Linked DNA regions of Mus musculus: region 1 is linked to region 2. A link is a loop called in an ENCODE intact Hi-C map of the cell type or tissue named here. Cell type or tissue: left cerebral cortex. All regions are shown on one strand.

The links. A loop is a pair of places that touch in the nucleus more often than their neighbours do. Peaks named below come from ENCODE experiments on the same cell type or tissue, not always from the same donor. Only the 100,000 strongest peaks of a DNase experiment are listed, where the experiment ranks them.
Region 1: a loop joins it to region 2, with 2.7 times the contacts of the local background. A loop is called at or near these places in 9 of 42 quality-filtered maps.

Annotation. Positions count from the first base shown.
Region 1 is chr10:21,919,963-21,927,962 of GRCm38, reverse strand. All of the region lies in intron 1 of Sgk1 (serum/glucocorticoid regulated kinase 1), which reads right to left. Among named protein-coding and RNA genes, the nearest start is that of Gm46215, 42 kb to the right of the region's middle. In left cerebral cortex, no CTCF peak of the experiment used is centred here; DNase peaks (open chromatin) are centred at 3,721, 4,144 and 4,928; H3K4me3 peaks cover 798 bases; H3K27ac peaks cover 1,959 bases.
Region 2 is chr10:21,986,445-21,994,444 of GRCm38, reverse strand. The region is part of intron 3 of Sgk1 (serum/glucocorticoid regulated kinase 1); the gene reads right to left. Among named protein-coding and RNA genes, the nearest start is that of Gm34267, 68 kb to the left of the region's middle. In left cerebral cortex, CTCF peaks have their summits at 1,187 and 3,001; DNase peaks (open chromatin) are centred at 1,653, 2,199, 2,419, 3,009 and 3 more places; H3K4me3 peaks cover 3,018 bases; H3K27ac peaks cover 3,187 bases.

The DNA of each region.
Region 1 (8,000 bases), 66 kb after region 2:
GAGAGTGTTTCTATTCTTAAGTCATTATCATTTTAAAGGGGCAGTGCTTATCTTGGCTTACAGCACAAGCAGATGGGATCCATCATGGTGGGCAAGGCGTAGAGACAAGTAGCTGCATAAGTGTGTGTGCAGCTAGGAATCCAGTCCAGGAGTCGAAGGAATGGGAAGCAGGAAATAGAGAGGAAGAGAAGTCCCAAGGCCAGGTACTGGAAAGATGGCTCCCAAGTTAGGAATTTGGACTGTTTCAACAGAAAATCTGAGTTCAGTTCCCAGCTCCCACATTCATTGAGTGGCTCACGGCTGCTGGTACCCTCAGATTCAGGGGGCTCTCAGAGCTCTTCTACCTCCCACATAGAAACAAAAATAAACCTTAACACCTTAAGGTTACTTGGGCGTGCTGATGCACACTTTTAATTCCAGCACTTGGAAAAGACAAGGATAAGTATGTGTTTTTCACTATTATAAAACCTCACTTTTTTTTTTTTTTTTTTTTTTTTTTTTTTAGTGAGGTTGTAGACAGGGATGGTGGCATGCGCCTGTAATTCAAGATCTCAGGAGGTACAGTTTAGATTGCTGTGAGCTCAAGGCTCTCCTAGTCTATATAGTTGAGTTCCAGGCCAGACAAGACTAGAATAAGGCCTTTTCTTTTAATACACACACACACACACACACACACACACACACACACAAAGAATAGTAGCCAGGCTTATTGGTTCATTCCTGCTATCTTGGCTACTTGAGAAACTGAGGCAGGAACACAGAAGTTTAGAGCCAGCTTGAGCTACTGAGGATGCTCCAGGCCAGGATGGGTAAGGAACATTTGAGCTGGACGTACAGTCCCTCCATTTGGGGGCCTGAGGCAGGGGGAACACTTTAAGACCAGCCTAAGCTACAAAGTAAGATTCCGTCTCAATAGCTGGGAGGAAGATGACGCTGGTTGGTGTGATTCTACCAACTGGGAAGAACAAGTTCAAGGTCAGTCTTTGCTTTGCGGGTAGTTCAATGCCATCGTGGGCTACTTGGGAGCCTATCTCAACATTCCTCTGTCAAAAGACTATAACAGTGGATGTTATCAGTACAATGTTTAGACTATAATAGACACAGCTGTAATCTCTGTTAGAGTCAGGGGTAGGTTTTTTTTTTTTTCTCCTGTTTTACAACATACAGTCTTTTACATTTTAAAAAATGTCAGGTTGCATCATAATTGCTGCTCTGGGCTATACTTTCATTTCTTAGGGAATAATTTTATCATTTGCAAAGGCTCTTAAGCAATTAAAACCATATTTCTCTACTTGTTTATATTTGTGTTTTAAAATTTTTCTTTATTTGCCTTATGGATGTGTCCATTCTCCTCTCTCCTTCTCCTCCCCCTCTCTTCCTTTCCCGTGCCCCTCTCTCTGAGAGAGCTTACTATATTACCCAAGGTAGCCTCAAACTTGTGACATTCCTTCTTGCTTTAGTTGTCAGAGGACAGGGATTGAAGCATACCTGACGTCATCATACCTGACTGAAAAAATCTCTTTTCTCTCCTTGTCACTGGTTTTTGTCCCTACTTTCCTTTCCTCCCTTGCCACCCTCCTGACCTCCTCATGCCCCTCCCCAAACTCCCTGCACTGCTCCGTGAGCAGTTGTGAGAGAAACAACCCCTGACCCTTCCTATACCAATGCCCCATCACTGAGCTGTACCCCAGCCCTGAGTTCTTTTCCATGTCTGTTAAACTATCACTTTTGGAGTCTTAGCAGGTATTCATGCCTACGATCACAGTACTTGGGAGGCAAGAGGACCAGCATGAAGGGAAGAAGAACTGATGCCCAAAGGTGTCATCCATCGGGGATGCTTTGTTACAGATGTGCCCACACTTACAAGTCACACTCGCTCACAAGGCACACTCATACAGACACTCACAAGATGTACTCACAAAGTGCACTCACTCACAAGGCACACTCAACAAGCTGCACGCACAAGGCATACTCACACAGGCACACCTACACAGGCACATACATTCACACAGACACACCCAAACACACCATATACGCATACACAAGGAGAAATAAAAATGTTTAATTAAGGCTTAGGGGTACAGCCAAGTGCAGAGTGCTTACTCTTCCTGTGTAAGGGTTGGTCCCAGCATTATAAAAGAAAGAAGTTTGTCTGTTTCATGAGTGCAGTCTAAAACCTAAGATTCTGGGACTAGAATAGAATCTCTATCCTTGATCTAGTCTCAAGTGTGATTTTGTGTTGGAGTTTTAGGCAGCAGTAGTAGATTGCCTCTGTGGCCCCTTGAATGCTAGGCAAATTCCCTACCACTTAGCTACGGCCCTAGCCTTTCAAATGTGTTTCTGATCAACCTAGAAATTACTAAGTTTTATTTCAAATGGAAAATATTTCTTCTTCTTCTTCTTCTTCTTCTTCTTCTTCTTCTTCTTCTTCTTCTTCTTCTTCTTCTTCTTCTTCTTCTTCCTCCTCCTCCCCCTCCCCCCTTCCCCTCCCCCTCCCCCTCCCCCTCCCCCTCCTCCTCCTCCTCCTCCTCTTCCTCCTCCTCCTCCTCCTCCTCCTCGTCTTCTTCTTCTTCTTCTTCTTCTTCTTCTTCTTCTTCTTCTTCTTCTTCTTCTTCTTCTTCTTTTTCTTCTTCTGGCTTTAAGCTTGAAGCTGGTAACGTTTCCTGCTTTATTTCCAAACTTCAATTTGAAGTTAATCTTTTTCCTCTGGATTTCTTGCCATCCCTTTTACCAAGTCTATTTAGCTTTGCAGGGATGAGGTACAAGATGTGAGCTGATCTGTCTTCCATTTTATTCACAAGTCGCAGGGTCTGACTACAATTATTCTTGGAGTGTGAAAGTGTAAATCTCCCCTTGCCGCTACGAACACTGAATTATAATTTTTTTTAATTAGGTATTTTCCTCATTTACATTTCCAATGCTATCCCAAAAGTCCCCCATACCCTCCCCCACTCCCCTACCCACCCACTCCCACTTTTTGGCCCTGGCGTACCCCTGTACTGGGGCATATAAAGTTTACATGACCAATGGGCCTATTTTTCCAGTGATGGGCTACTAGGCCATCTTTTGATACATATGCAGCTAGAGACAAGAGCTCCGGGGTACTGGTTAGTTCATAATGTTGTTCCACCTATAAGTTTGCAGATCCCTTTAGCTCCTTGGGTACTTTCTCTAGCTCCTCCATTGGGAGCCCTATGATCCATCCATTAGCTGACTATGAGCATCCACATCTGTGTTTGCTAGGCCCCGGCATAGTCTCACAAGAGACACTGAATTATAATTTGAGGTGTTAATATATAAGACAGGACATGAAGCAGGGTTCTTCCAGGGTTGAAGGCCCCTGTTTCCACCAACCTGAGGCCAGTGCTGGGCAGTAAAGGTGGAACTGTGGCTACAAGGTGTCACATGAGTGGGCGAGTCCCCAGGTCTGCATTTTGGGAGGGTGGAGGGTGGGGAAAGCCAGGCAGCGAACACGGAAGCTTGAGATGGAGAGCCAACCACAGCTGCCAGAAAAGCAAAAGAAAACAATGGCTGTTGCGGATTTATTTGGAAAGTGTGTGTCCTCGATGGCTGTTACGGATTTATTTGGGAATTGTATGTCCTCTATCTGCCCAGTGTTGATTCTTTGAATCCATTGCGCATCTTTCTCTGAAGCTAAGAGAAATCTACGATTTGCGCATGTGCCAAGAGCAGACGTGTCTGCTGTTTTAAATCAGTCTGCTGTGGGCACAGTGAGGATGGGTCTCGGACGCCAAGACTTTTGACAAATCAACCCATTCCAGACCTTAATGAGAATATGGTCGCCTCTCTGCAGAGAGTGTAGCTAGGGAAGGAAGTAATCTATTTGTTCAGGGGTATTAGAGAAAAACATCACAAAAGCGACATTTTCTAGCAGGAATGGAAACGGCTGCATGCTTTTTCTTGGTTTAGTCTTCACTCTGACTTCAGTATGTTCTCTCCTGTTCCTTGCTGACGATTTTCGATTTTCGCTAGCTTCGTAGCTATGGGGCCTTAATTAAGGACAGAGTTTATGGTATTTACTTTAGCCTCAGAAATCCCTGGAGAGTGGCTGGGGTGTGAGATGTGAATACAGTCATAGACTCCCTCTCCAGCCCTGCAGCCTGGGCAAGGTGCCCTTTAAAACTGCTGAGCTGAGAGCTTCTCCATCAGGCCCCTAGGGAATTCAAGCTACAGCCCGCCCCTTGCGCTCCTGGGGGCAGCGGGAGCTGAATTGCTTGGGTGGAGGGAGGGTTGTGAGTGGCTTTGGGAATCCTCAGAGACCAGCCACAATGGCTCTGAGCTGGAGACAGCTGCAAGACTCTTCGAGATGTGAATGGCCGGATACAGAAGCAGCCCTGGTTGTGTGGCCACCTGGGCCTCGTTTTTCTTCATGGCTGCGCCATGGTTGTGAAGAGCATTGTAAACAAACGCAGACTGGAGGATATGTCCGTCTAAAACAAAGCAAGAGTTCCGTAGACGGGAGCCTGGAGGGGTCTAGTTCCAAATTAAACCGGAGTTCGGAAGCAGCTATCTTGGGAGCCTGGAGTCAAAGCTTAAGACCATAGCTAGATTTCTGGGCAGTACCTAGGTAAAACACTAAGTGTAATTCTTTGCTAAATCTAGTCTGCCTTGGTTTTTATTAATTTATTTGAAGGGAGAAAAAAAAAAAGCTATCCAGAAACCACAGTCCCCTCGGAGAGCTGCCAGATACGATTAAGGAGATTGGCCAGCTTTTAGGGATTTTCCACTTGTGGTTCTTTTTCCTATTATGTAATAGTAAACAGATATTACTCTTCATATAAGATGGCTTAGTTGATAATGATATTATCAACTGATGCGGAAAATTGATAGCTAGTCGGCACTTCTGTGTGATCCCAGCCGGCAGAGCCTGTCTGGATTTCGGGAGGGAGAGTTGCCTCTTTCTCAAAAGCCATGGGAACCAGACATAGAGCAACTGTGATTTCAGAGAGGCACCATTCATCATGGAAAACCTACTGCTTATATACTGCCATTGTAACTTCCAATTCTCCCAAGTTGGGTAGTGCCTGAGAGCCCAGCCCTTCAGAGGTTAAGGCAGGAGGATTGGAAGGAGTGTAAGGACGCCCTGGCTGAGTGCCAGGGCAGCCTGGGCGACCCAGCAAGAGCTTGTATTAAACAAAACAAACCCAATCCAATACCTCAATCCCCAACAACAAAACAAAGCAAAGAATTAAAAATAAATACATTTTAAAAAAGCCTTTAAATCCTGATATAAACCAGTTTTCTAGTGAAAACATTCAAGCAATTATAAAAGGAAGACCCTGCTCACACCGCCACCCCCACCCCCACCACCAAGTACTTGCAGACTGGGTACCTGATGGCAGACAGGTTACAGGGAATATATGGCCTCTCACGTTGGTGCCCAGAGAGCTATTCCACAGTCTCCAAAACTCTGACAATGCAGTAACATGAACTTATTCTCCTTACCTCAGCTATAGCTGCCAATCACACAACTTTTTTTTTCCCTCTGAACATCTTTATTGTGTATATGAAACCACACGATTTGCTTTTTCTATTTCTTCTATGTCTGTGGACTGTGAGGATAAGATTCACTGCTTGGATTCTTTTAAGGCATAAGCAATATGGACTTACAAATCAAATAGCAAGCACTCTGTTGTTTTAAATGATAATTATGTTAGTTTATGGATGTCCACAAGCTTTGCTAAGATCCCCTATTGAGGTACGATATACACACATTTAGTTTCGTCCCTTATATAGCCTGTCCTGAAGAGGCACCCCGAGAAGACTGAGTGGCCTCTGGAATTCCCCAGCTTTCGGTGCCTTTGGGATTTCCCAGTCCCTTCCCATGCATCCTGTTCTAGATTCCCAAGGTCTAACCTTGCATTTCTCCAGGCCTGGTCTGGGGGATGGCTGGTGAGGGCCCAGGAGGAAGAGAGTGGAAAGGGAGGGAGACATGTCTGTACCATCCTCCATGTTGGAACTCACAGGAAGCCCCACCCCCAGAATCAGTGTGTTGTGTGTGTTACACACCACACAAGTCTCAGCCTTGAACTCAGTAATTTAAAGTCCCCTTCTGACCCCACTAAAATACCACCCACTGATCGGTGACAGGCAGAGCTCAGGGACTCGTTAATATGAGGATTTTGAAATGAAGATAAAGTTCTTATTATTTCTTAAAATTGTAGGACTGATCCTTTCTTTGGAATTAGCCTGTCTTGAGCAGAGGAAATGAAGAAGAGGAAGGGGGGAGAAGGTGGAGGAGGAAAAGGAGAGAGAAAAGGAAGTCGCTGCGATGACTATCTGTAAGGGTCAGAGTGTGCTGTTTGTTTGGGGGATTAGAAAATAAGATTGAAGAAGAAGAGAGGCGCTGGGCTAATCTCTGAGCAGCAACCTCGGCTCCCCCCAGTAATCCACAAGCTTCGAGAACTTCCTCTCCTCTCCTCCAAGAAATTCCTCTTCCAGTATTTTTAACCTCTTTCTTCCTCTAGGCTATTGATTCTAAACATATTAAACATGTTGTTTTTGCAATACCTCTCAAAGCTTGCAAACTAAAGCCAGCCCCTTTACACCCACGAACTCTGCCTTGTTCCAGCGTCCCTGTCCCACCACCACCATGACTTTTCCTGTTTTTTGTGTGTTTGTTTTGTTTTGTTTTGTTTTTGCCAAGTTTCATAGAAAAATAGTCTTCATTTCCTTACCTCAAACTCTCGCATACCAGTGCACATCAATTTTGTACCAGGGTAAATATGAAAATCCCATGTCTGACCATTTTAAATTGGGGCCATCTTTCTCTTTCTCATGTAGCATTTAAAGAGGTCAACAGAACTCGACTTGGTATCCTTGCTCCTCCCAGTACTAAGGGGGCCAAAGCAAGAGGATCAGGCCACCCAGCACAGTCATTGGTTCACAGGGAGGTTCAGGCTAGCCTGGGATACATGGGCCCCAGAAACAAAAACCCACAACAAAACAAACAGCAACTTTTTTAACAGGAGGGGGACATTTCAACAAAAGCTAATGACTGTCATGCCACTGTTACGAGACAAGGACAGAAAGAAGCATGTGTGACCTTTAAAGAGGATGCTGGCTGCATCTCAGAGGGGCCTGAGAGGAGCCTGTGCTTCCTCATGCAGCAAACATTTAACAAATGTACTCCAGAAGAGTCTCTTGGCCTGAAAAGCCCAAAGCCACACCCAGAACTCAGCTCCCACCTCTGTAAGACAAAGAAACTCTTCTTGGGACTGTATCAGGGTTCAAGGAGATCATGTCAGCCTGGCACTTAGCCCTGATGAACAACGTGTCTTGGTCTGTGGCTGATACTTACTACTATGCTTAAAGTGGTCTAACTCTTCATCCCTCGAGAGTTTTATATGGTATCATGGGACAAATGATAGTAGGTATCTCAGTGCAGTTGGGAGAAGTCAGAGAAGGCCTCTTAAAGGCAGTGGTGATTAAAGTAAATATTTACAGCTAAGTAAAACCAAGGTGGAAAAAGGAAGGAAATTTGCATTCCATTTCCAGGACCTGTATTTCCAGGACAGGGGCAGCAAAAGCAGGATGTATATGGGACGCTTGAAAGACAAGTCCAAGAAAGGAAAGTCAAAACTTATTTTTCTTAATTTTTATGTTACATTTACTTATTTTTGCAGCTGTGTGTGAATGTATTACTGTTGTGGCAGATTATACCGAGGTTGGGGTAGTTGGTGGTTTCCTACTGTGTGGGTCCTAGGGTACTGAACTCAGGCTGTCAGCCTTGGCCACAAGTGCCTTTACCTGCCGAGCTGTCTGTCTCTCCTGCCCACTGCTTTTTAAGGAGAGATAGGAAGAGTGAGTCACGAGGCAAGTAGGTGCCTCTGAAGTGTCTGTAGCAGGAGAGCCGGGTTATTAGATAACCATGGGACCGGAACGCAGTGCAAGATGATCATCAAAGCTATCAATTGTTTCTCAAGTCTCTGCCCTTTCCCATCCAGGCACCAATCTCGCTCTCAGTACTCGGTTTCTTC
Region 2 (8,000 bases):
CGTGAGCAGGACCCCGCACCGGGATGCACTCTGCCTCTGTCTGCCTGGGCCGGAGGAGGGCACTGGAGGGGTGGAGAGCCTCGGTGATTTTCCATTTCCTCTCCCGTGCTTCCCGAGTGGACACCGCAGTGCACGGTCACCGCCGACCTCTCCCCTCCTCGGTGTCCCGTCCCCGGCCCAACGCGCAGCCTCCAGGTTCCCGCGCTGTACCCTATCCCGATCTCCACGCACCCCGTCCCTAAGAGCCGGGCGGCGACACTTACCCAGTCCGCTCAGCAGGACGGACTCGCTCCTTTTCTGAGCCTCCGCCCGCTTTTTGTGGCGGGGCCGGAGCAGGGACTCGAGCCGAGCCCGAGCCAGCGCGCCCTGCATCTCGCCCATAGCTGCGGACCGAGGGGCGCACAGCGGGCGACGGCGACCGGCGAGCACTGACGTTTCCTTGAAGGAGCCGCCGTGACTCAGGCCGGCAAGATTTCCTGCCCCAGTCCCAAAACAAACAAATGGCCCTTGTGCACGGCCGAGTCGCTTCCGAAAACGCCTTTTTTGTGCTTTTGGCCAAAACTAAGCAAGGCTGAAAAATCCCAGAACTTGGAAGAGGAGGAAGGAAGGCGGGGGGGGGGGGGTATGAGGGGGTCAGGAATGTGTAGGGGAGGGGGCGGAAATAAGTCTCTGCTCTACAAAAAAAAAAAGTACAATCTTCATTTCACTTTTTTTTCCAACTAATCTCCGAGAACATTCTGTTCTTTCCGCATAAATTTTGAGCCTTGCAAATTTTAATCCTAGCCATGCCAAGAACACGTGAGGAGGTGGCGAGTTAGAGGGAGCAGGGGTTTCTCTCCAGGACCGACCTGGAGTGACCCTTGCGTGGTCAGTACCCTAGCCCGGGTCCCTCTCTCACAAGGAAAAAAAAAAAAAAAAAAAACTGCCAAGATTGCATTGCACTGCCTTAAACCCCGTCCGTTTTTTCCTAATCTCCACTACCCTTCCTCCTTTGGGCTACCGGATGGCTGATGCAGGTAGACTTAATTTTTATATCCCCTTGCTTTTTTTTTTTTCAAGTTCACATAACTGAAACCCTTTAACTCTTTAAATATTAGTAAGAGACTCATCTCAAAAAGCTGGGAACAGAGGGAAGCTGCAGGAGAGGCAGCCGGAGTTGGGCAGGAGTGAGGTGCCTTACAGTCCCCTCGCCGCTGGGTGATGCCTGGCGCTGCAGCTTGACCGCCAACGTGGGGACGCGCGCCAGCGCTGGCTGGGAAGCCCAGAGCACCGGGTCTGGGCCAGGGCCGGGAAGGCGGCTACTTGGGCCAGTACCTGGCGCTCGCCGTGCTTTCTGCGGTGACTGCCCTGCCATGACCCCTTGCTGCGAAGGGCACTTTAGAATTTGACACACTACAAAATACCAGTTGTCAGGTCAGGAAAAGCACGCGAAGCTCTTTTCCCTCCCTCCGTCTTGGGCAAGTTTGTTTTGTAGCAGCAGCCACCTCCCATCACCTAACTCAATCTCTAGTCTCAGCTGCTTCTTGATTTGCTCACTTCGGACAGCTAGAGACCAGGAGAACGGACGCGCAACTCTAGAGACGAAATTTTGCTTAGTAGACGTCCTTCACAATGTACTTAGGGTGCCTGAAATTGGCACTCCAAACTAAAACAAGGTGTAGGCGATTCCGAATCATAGCAACCAGCCCCTGCTTTTTCCGTGCTTGGATTCTGCATAAACTATGAATTTGTTATTGCCAGTGAGTGCCTCCAAACCATGTGGTACCAGTCGTTTGTTTAGCCCAGTCCTGCCCTGCCCTGCCCTGCCCTGCCCTGCCCCCTCCGCATCTGCCGGGTAACTTCCCCTCCAGAAAACGTTTGCTTTGAAACACCAATCTCCACGAAGATGTTTGCTTATTTGTTTGAAACTATTAAATCAGGAACTCGTCCAGAGTCCCTCCCTAGTGCATCACCTAGCTTTCAGGAGCTTCCTCCAGCCTCTCCCAGATATCTTTGTTTTACTCATCCCATCCAAATTACAGTACTCAGAACACGAACCTTTCCAAGGGGATCTTAAGGTCTCCTCTTTCATTCTTCACAATGCTGCAGAGGTGGAGGCTGGGGTTACTTTATGGAGGAAGAACTAGTAGTTACGGAAAAAGTTAGCCTCCAGGCTATGTGCCTCTGATGAGACTGGAAGCGCCAGATGACCAGGGAGCTCCAGCCAGAGGCCGCTTGCTATTGCCTTTCTGTTCTGAGTCCCACTTTATATCTAAAGGAAATTTACATACAGGAAGGGAGCAAGCTGCAAAGTTCAACACTGGGCTACTTATCCTGCCGTTGCAACATCATCCAGAAAATTACAGTCATCAGCATCCTGGGCTTATTTCACCAGTAAGACATACAAGAAATGCAACTTAACTGATTAGCACCGCAAATCAGTCCAGAAAAAAAATCGAAACACACGCACAGGGGCTGGTCTCCCAGGGAAGAAGCTCTTGCATGCATTCCAAAAGGAATGTGGAATTCAAGTCCGAGGCCTCCGAGTGCAATGAAGAGAAAGCTCAACCATATATTTGTGGTTGGAATAGAAAAGGACCAATTTGCATGTGCCCCTTCCTCCCCATGCCTCCGGAATGGTCAGCGATTGGAGACGGATGGTCTGCTAACCTTATCATTTAACGGAGAGGGAATCAAGTTGTTGAGACTGGCTTTTCTTCCAACCGGATACCTGATGGGTGGAGCAGGCGCCCCCAGTTCTGTCCCAGCAACCTACTAAGACTTCCGAACAGGAAGATGACACACGGCAGTGGAGGGAGGGAGGGTTGGGGGGAATGTACGATGCTCCCGTTAACCGGGCACAGACTTGAGGTCGCCCCTTGATTCAACCACTTAATCTAGTCTCCTTCCTTTGTCCAGGTAGTCCTGCTACCAGGAGGTTATCGGGCCCCTTCCCAGAGTCTCCCTCCTAGCTAAGTGGCTGAACTTGCCTGACGACTCAGTGGATGTGCAGGCTAGGGGGCGATCGAGTTCTCTGAGAGAACTCCAGAAGACTGGATTGCCCTGGAGCTCTAATGTGTCCCAGAGCATAGCCCTGCAATTCTTCCCGGAGCCTGAAAGTGCAGAGCTTTGGTGGGAGACTGGCTTACTAACTAGTCCAAACTCCCCTAGCCAGTGGTCTCACAAGTATGCGTCAGTATGGGCAAACCGACAACCCAAACTGACGGAACTGGTTTACCAAGCTGTAAACAGAACATAACTGTTACTGTTTTGGAAAGCTGCCTTGCTCCTATTGCTGTTGGAAAATGGACTATGCAAACACTGAAACATGACAGTTTAATATAATTTATTTAATTCAAAGCTTCACAGAAGACGATTTCTCCATATACTAGAGGAACTGGTTTGAAATGCATTGTCTAAATAAATACTCTGCTACATCTACTCTTGGGCTCCTTAATCCTCAAGTTGTGATGACGTAGATAGATATTTCATCGATAATAAGAAAATATCATTTTGTATTGCTCCAGCACACACATGTGTACAGTTTAGCTCCCCTCTCCCCTGGCCTTTTATACTCATTGGTAATGTAGGTACAAAACTTTCCTTGCGGAATCCTCAAAACACACAGAACCATCAGAAAAACCACAGTTATTATATAAAATATAGAGAGAGCAACTGAATCGATGAGTTTTTGTTGAGGGTTGTCACTAAGAGCATGTCTTTTTATTAAAATAGTAACCCCCAGGAAAATTGATGACAAACGACTTGATTCATGAGAATTAATATGGACAAGTGGTGTCTAAGCATCTATTTCTGGAGCACAGCTTCTATCATAATTGTTACCATCCATATGTAACTGTCAAAAGTGGCATGCATAAAGATGAGAGGCACAGGAGAAAACAAGAGAAGTATACACTGTCCTTAATGATGTCATTAAGTTATTAAATCCACACTGCTAAGCTTATTTATTACGGAACTCCCCCACCCCCAAGAAATGATAATACTGATGTTCTACAAACATTCTTTCTAGAAAGAGAAGTTTTAAGTGTTAATAAGGGGCAGAGTGGAAGAATCCAGGGCGTTCTTGGAAGAATGAAAATCTAGGTAGCAACAGCAGGTAGGTCTGTGACTCTGCAAAGTCAGTTTCACTCCATCTTTGGAATGTGGCCAGGGCCCTGATACAATGAACAACAAATAAAAAGTTTATAGAACATCAACAACCTTACCAGCCAGAATACATGTAGAACACTACCTATTTGCCTTGTGTTTAACTCTTAAGAGTTACCTGGGGGGCTGGAGGTTAAGAGCACTGACTGCTCTTCCAGAGCTCCTGAGTGCAAATCCCAGCAACCACATGATGGCTCACAACCATCCATAATGAGATCTGATGCCCTCCTCTGGTATGTCTGAAGATAGCTACAGTGTACTTACATATAATAATAAATAAAATCTTTAATAAAAAAAAACAACAACAGTTACCTGGGGGCCAGGAGGCAGGGGAATTGTTTTAGAAAGTTTCTATCTAATCATGAAAAATAATGGTCTATCTGACTAGAAAAGGAAATTGGGAGAGTCTTGGAATCAAAATTAAATACTGTGTATGACCTAACATCAAGAGACCAAGGTCTCACAGAAAGCCTTACATACGGTCAACAAAGCTGTTGGGCTACCTACCCGTTTATATTCTAAAAGGCCCCTTACCATTGCATACAAACTAATCCAGACAGTGAACTGGGTTGAGGAGCCCACTCTTCCTCCTCCAGCTTCAATTGCTCCAGGGTGAATCTACTCATGAAGCCCACATTCCAGGAAATCTCAAATCCTTGTCTTGATCATCATTAACACAGAACCTGGTATTTCTTTGCAGATCCATGACTTGAGATTATGAAAATTAGATCCAAGATGGAGACGGTTAAGGCGCTCTCTTTCAACCCTCCCTATTTTACAAAGTGCTCATAGAAAGAAAACAACTCCCAATTTCTGACAGATCTGTCAAACTAGGGTAAAAGCTAAAAGCCTTCCTTGGCTCACATTCCAAGTCTCTCCTGAAATCTTTCCCATCCTGACCCTGTAATTGTTCTATGAGGAAGCTAGAGCAGTTGAGGCCACCCCTAGGCTACAGTGTCCTACAAACCCTGCCCACAGATGACAGAAAGAAAAGACAACGTGATAGTAGTAGTGGGGGGCAGGGGCTGGAGAATTGCTTGGTGTCTTTTCTTGTACATTAATGGTCTTTCATCTTGACCATATTTTTTATGTCCCTCACACAAGCTCAGGAGACACAGTGAATACAGATGGTGAACGAATGCCTGGTCAAACACTTAGCTCTAAGTGAGGCCTGCTATCTGCAAGAATTTCTTGTCATCTCTGTAGAGTGGGGCTACTGATATTTTCATCCCATAAATTGTGAAAAATAATGAACATAAAGAAATTATATGCCTCTTTCAAGATGGACTTTCATATGGAAAACATGACTATATCTGTTGGTGATACACACACCTTACAACTTCATATAAAAAGCCTCAAACAAGGAGGCAAGGTGGCCCACACTTTTAACCCAGCACTCCGAGGACAGAGGCAGGCAGACCCCCTATAAGTTCTGTCTGCCCAGGCCAGCCTGGTCTACAGGTAGACTCCAGCTCAGACAGTCAGAGCTACTTAGAGAAAACAAAGGCCTCGAACCCAGTTAGTACACAGGTGTGTTGGGATTAACCATTTGCATATCTCCATCCTCAACAGCCTGGGTGGTAGGAATTCCATGATAAAGGGCTGAAAGATTGCTACCTTTGTTCTTCAGCTTCCTGCTTTCGCGCCGTGGTCCCACCTACAAGGTTCCCAAAGATGTCACCTCCAGGAACTGAATGCCAGGATAATTCACCAAGTGTTTGAAGTCAAGGCTAATGGCTGAGAGTCAAAATCAGTGGAAAGTGAAGTGGGAGGTTTTAATTGTTCGCTGTTGTTGAGACAGAATGAAGGCTGATATGGACCTGTGGAAGGGGGAGGAGTCTGGAAGGTCAAGGAAGGACTGAGTGTTCACAAGAGCTTTTCTAGGTCATTCCAAGGGCTCCTGGTCTCAAGCCTGCCCTCCATCAGATCTGGCAGGGACACAACTTCGGTGGCACCAAGAATCTGTTTATCACTAGAAGACTAATGCAGGGTGACCTGGCTGCACACAAGGAGGCCACGGACCATAGTTTATTACGTTGACAAACACACAAAAGCTTAAGAGAAGTTCCAAATCTAGCTATTTTTCCTAAGACCTAGCTGTGCCCTGACGTCACTAAAAATAAGACCTGGGGCGCATTTGATGCTTAGAAATGTCTACATTTCTTCTGTATTCTTTCCTTTCTTTGAGACAGGGTCTCATGTAGCCCATATTGCTTTGAACTTAGTGTTAGGTAAGGATAACTTTGAACTTCTGGTCCTTGTACTTCTACTGCCTACATTCTGAGCTTACCAGCGTGTACCCTCATGTCTGGCACTGGCGAAAACACATGATCTGGAGTTAAGACATCTGAAGATGAGATGAAGGGTGTGTCTATACGGGTGAGGAATTCAAAGAAGACACCTTTTCTCTCTTCCTCCTTTTTATTCAGGCCTCCAGCCAATAGCAGGTAGAACACTCCCACTCATCTCACACACACACACACACACACACACACACACACACACCCCTGAAAACACAATAATCCCATCCTTTACATACATCCTTTAACTCAGTGAAGGTGATACCTGCAATTAGCCATCAGAAATCAATTTGCTGCCAATCTAAAACCAACACAGAGCTCTTTAAACCACGCTTAATTTCCAAATTAAAGACAACAACAACAACGTAACATTGGCTTTACTGTAGCATGAAATATCCACTCCAAAATATCCACAACCAATAAAATGCAGTAATCCTCTTCTCCAAGAGATGATCTTTACTCCTCCTGATATCCCAGGTCTTAAGTAAAATACGAAGTCAATATCTTAGGTTACATGGGAAGGGAATAAAGAGGAATAAGAACACTTGATCAATATACCCACTGTATGTTTAGAGGTAATCTTAATAAAACGAAGATTACATCATGGCAGTGACAGCTCTTTCTGTAACTGGTCACGGTAGTGTAGTTGGTGTTAATTACCAATCACTTTCATCACCCTGTTCTATATCCCCGCTTTCCTCAGTAAACTCTGTTGTTTTGTTCTTTAAACTGGGAGAGTGAGACAGACTTCATTACTGAAGGGTCTGAGCCTTTTGTATTTTGTCCTGTAATTTCCCAACGACTTTAATCAGGAAATAAACACTGAAGTGCCTGGACTCCACTCAAGTACTCATCCAGTCTCCCCTTGCTGGGCCAGATCAGTCATCCCCACCAACACTGTAACCCCCTTCTTACCATGTTGACTTGGAGAGAGGACTGTCTGAATTGGCCAACCATCTGTCTTAACTCCCAATTCAGTGGAAACATTTTAACTCCCAACTCAATGGAATTTTTTTATTGTGTTTCCTAATAGAAACATTTTCCCTCTGGAACTAAGATATCCAGGCCAACAGAGCATGAACTTAAAGACCAGAAGTAAAACTTTTGTTAATGAGTCATTAGGGAGGTAATGGGTGATATAATTTCCACTCTGAACCCTTCATCCTTGGGCCCTAGCTATGGAGAACATACGGGAGGAAATGTACAGAGTGTCTACTGAGAACACATACATACAGCATCTCACTGTTGTATTCCTATGAGGGGACACCATGGCCAAGGCAATTTTCATAATGAATCATTTAATTGGGGGCTGGCCAATTAGTTTCAAAGGGCTAGGCTATGGTCATTATGTCAGGAAGCAGGCAGGCAGACATGACACTGAGATAGTAGCTGCAAGCTTTACAGGGATCAGGTAGAGAGGGAAAGAGGGAGAGGAGAGAGAGACAGAGGCAACACCATGGGCCTAGCCTGGGTTTTTGAAACCTTAAACTCACCCAAAGTCACATATCTCCAAGAAGGCCACACATTCTAATCCTTCCTAAACACTTCCAGTAA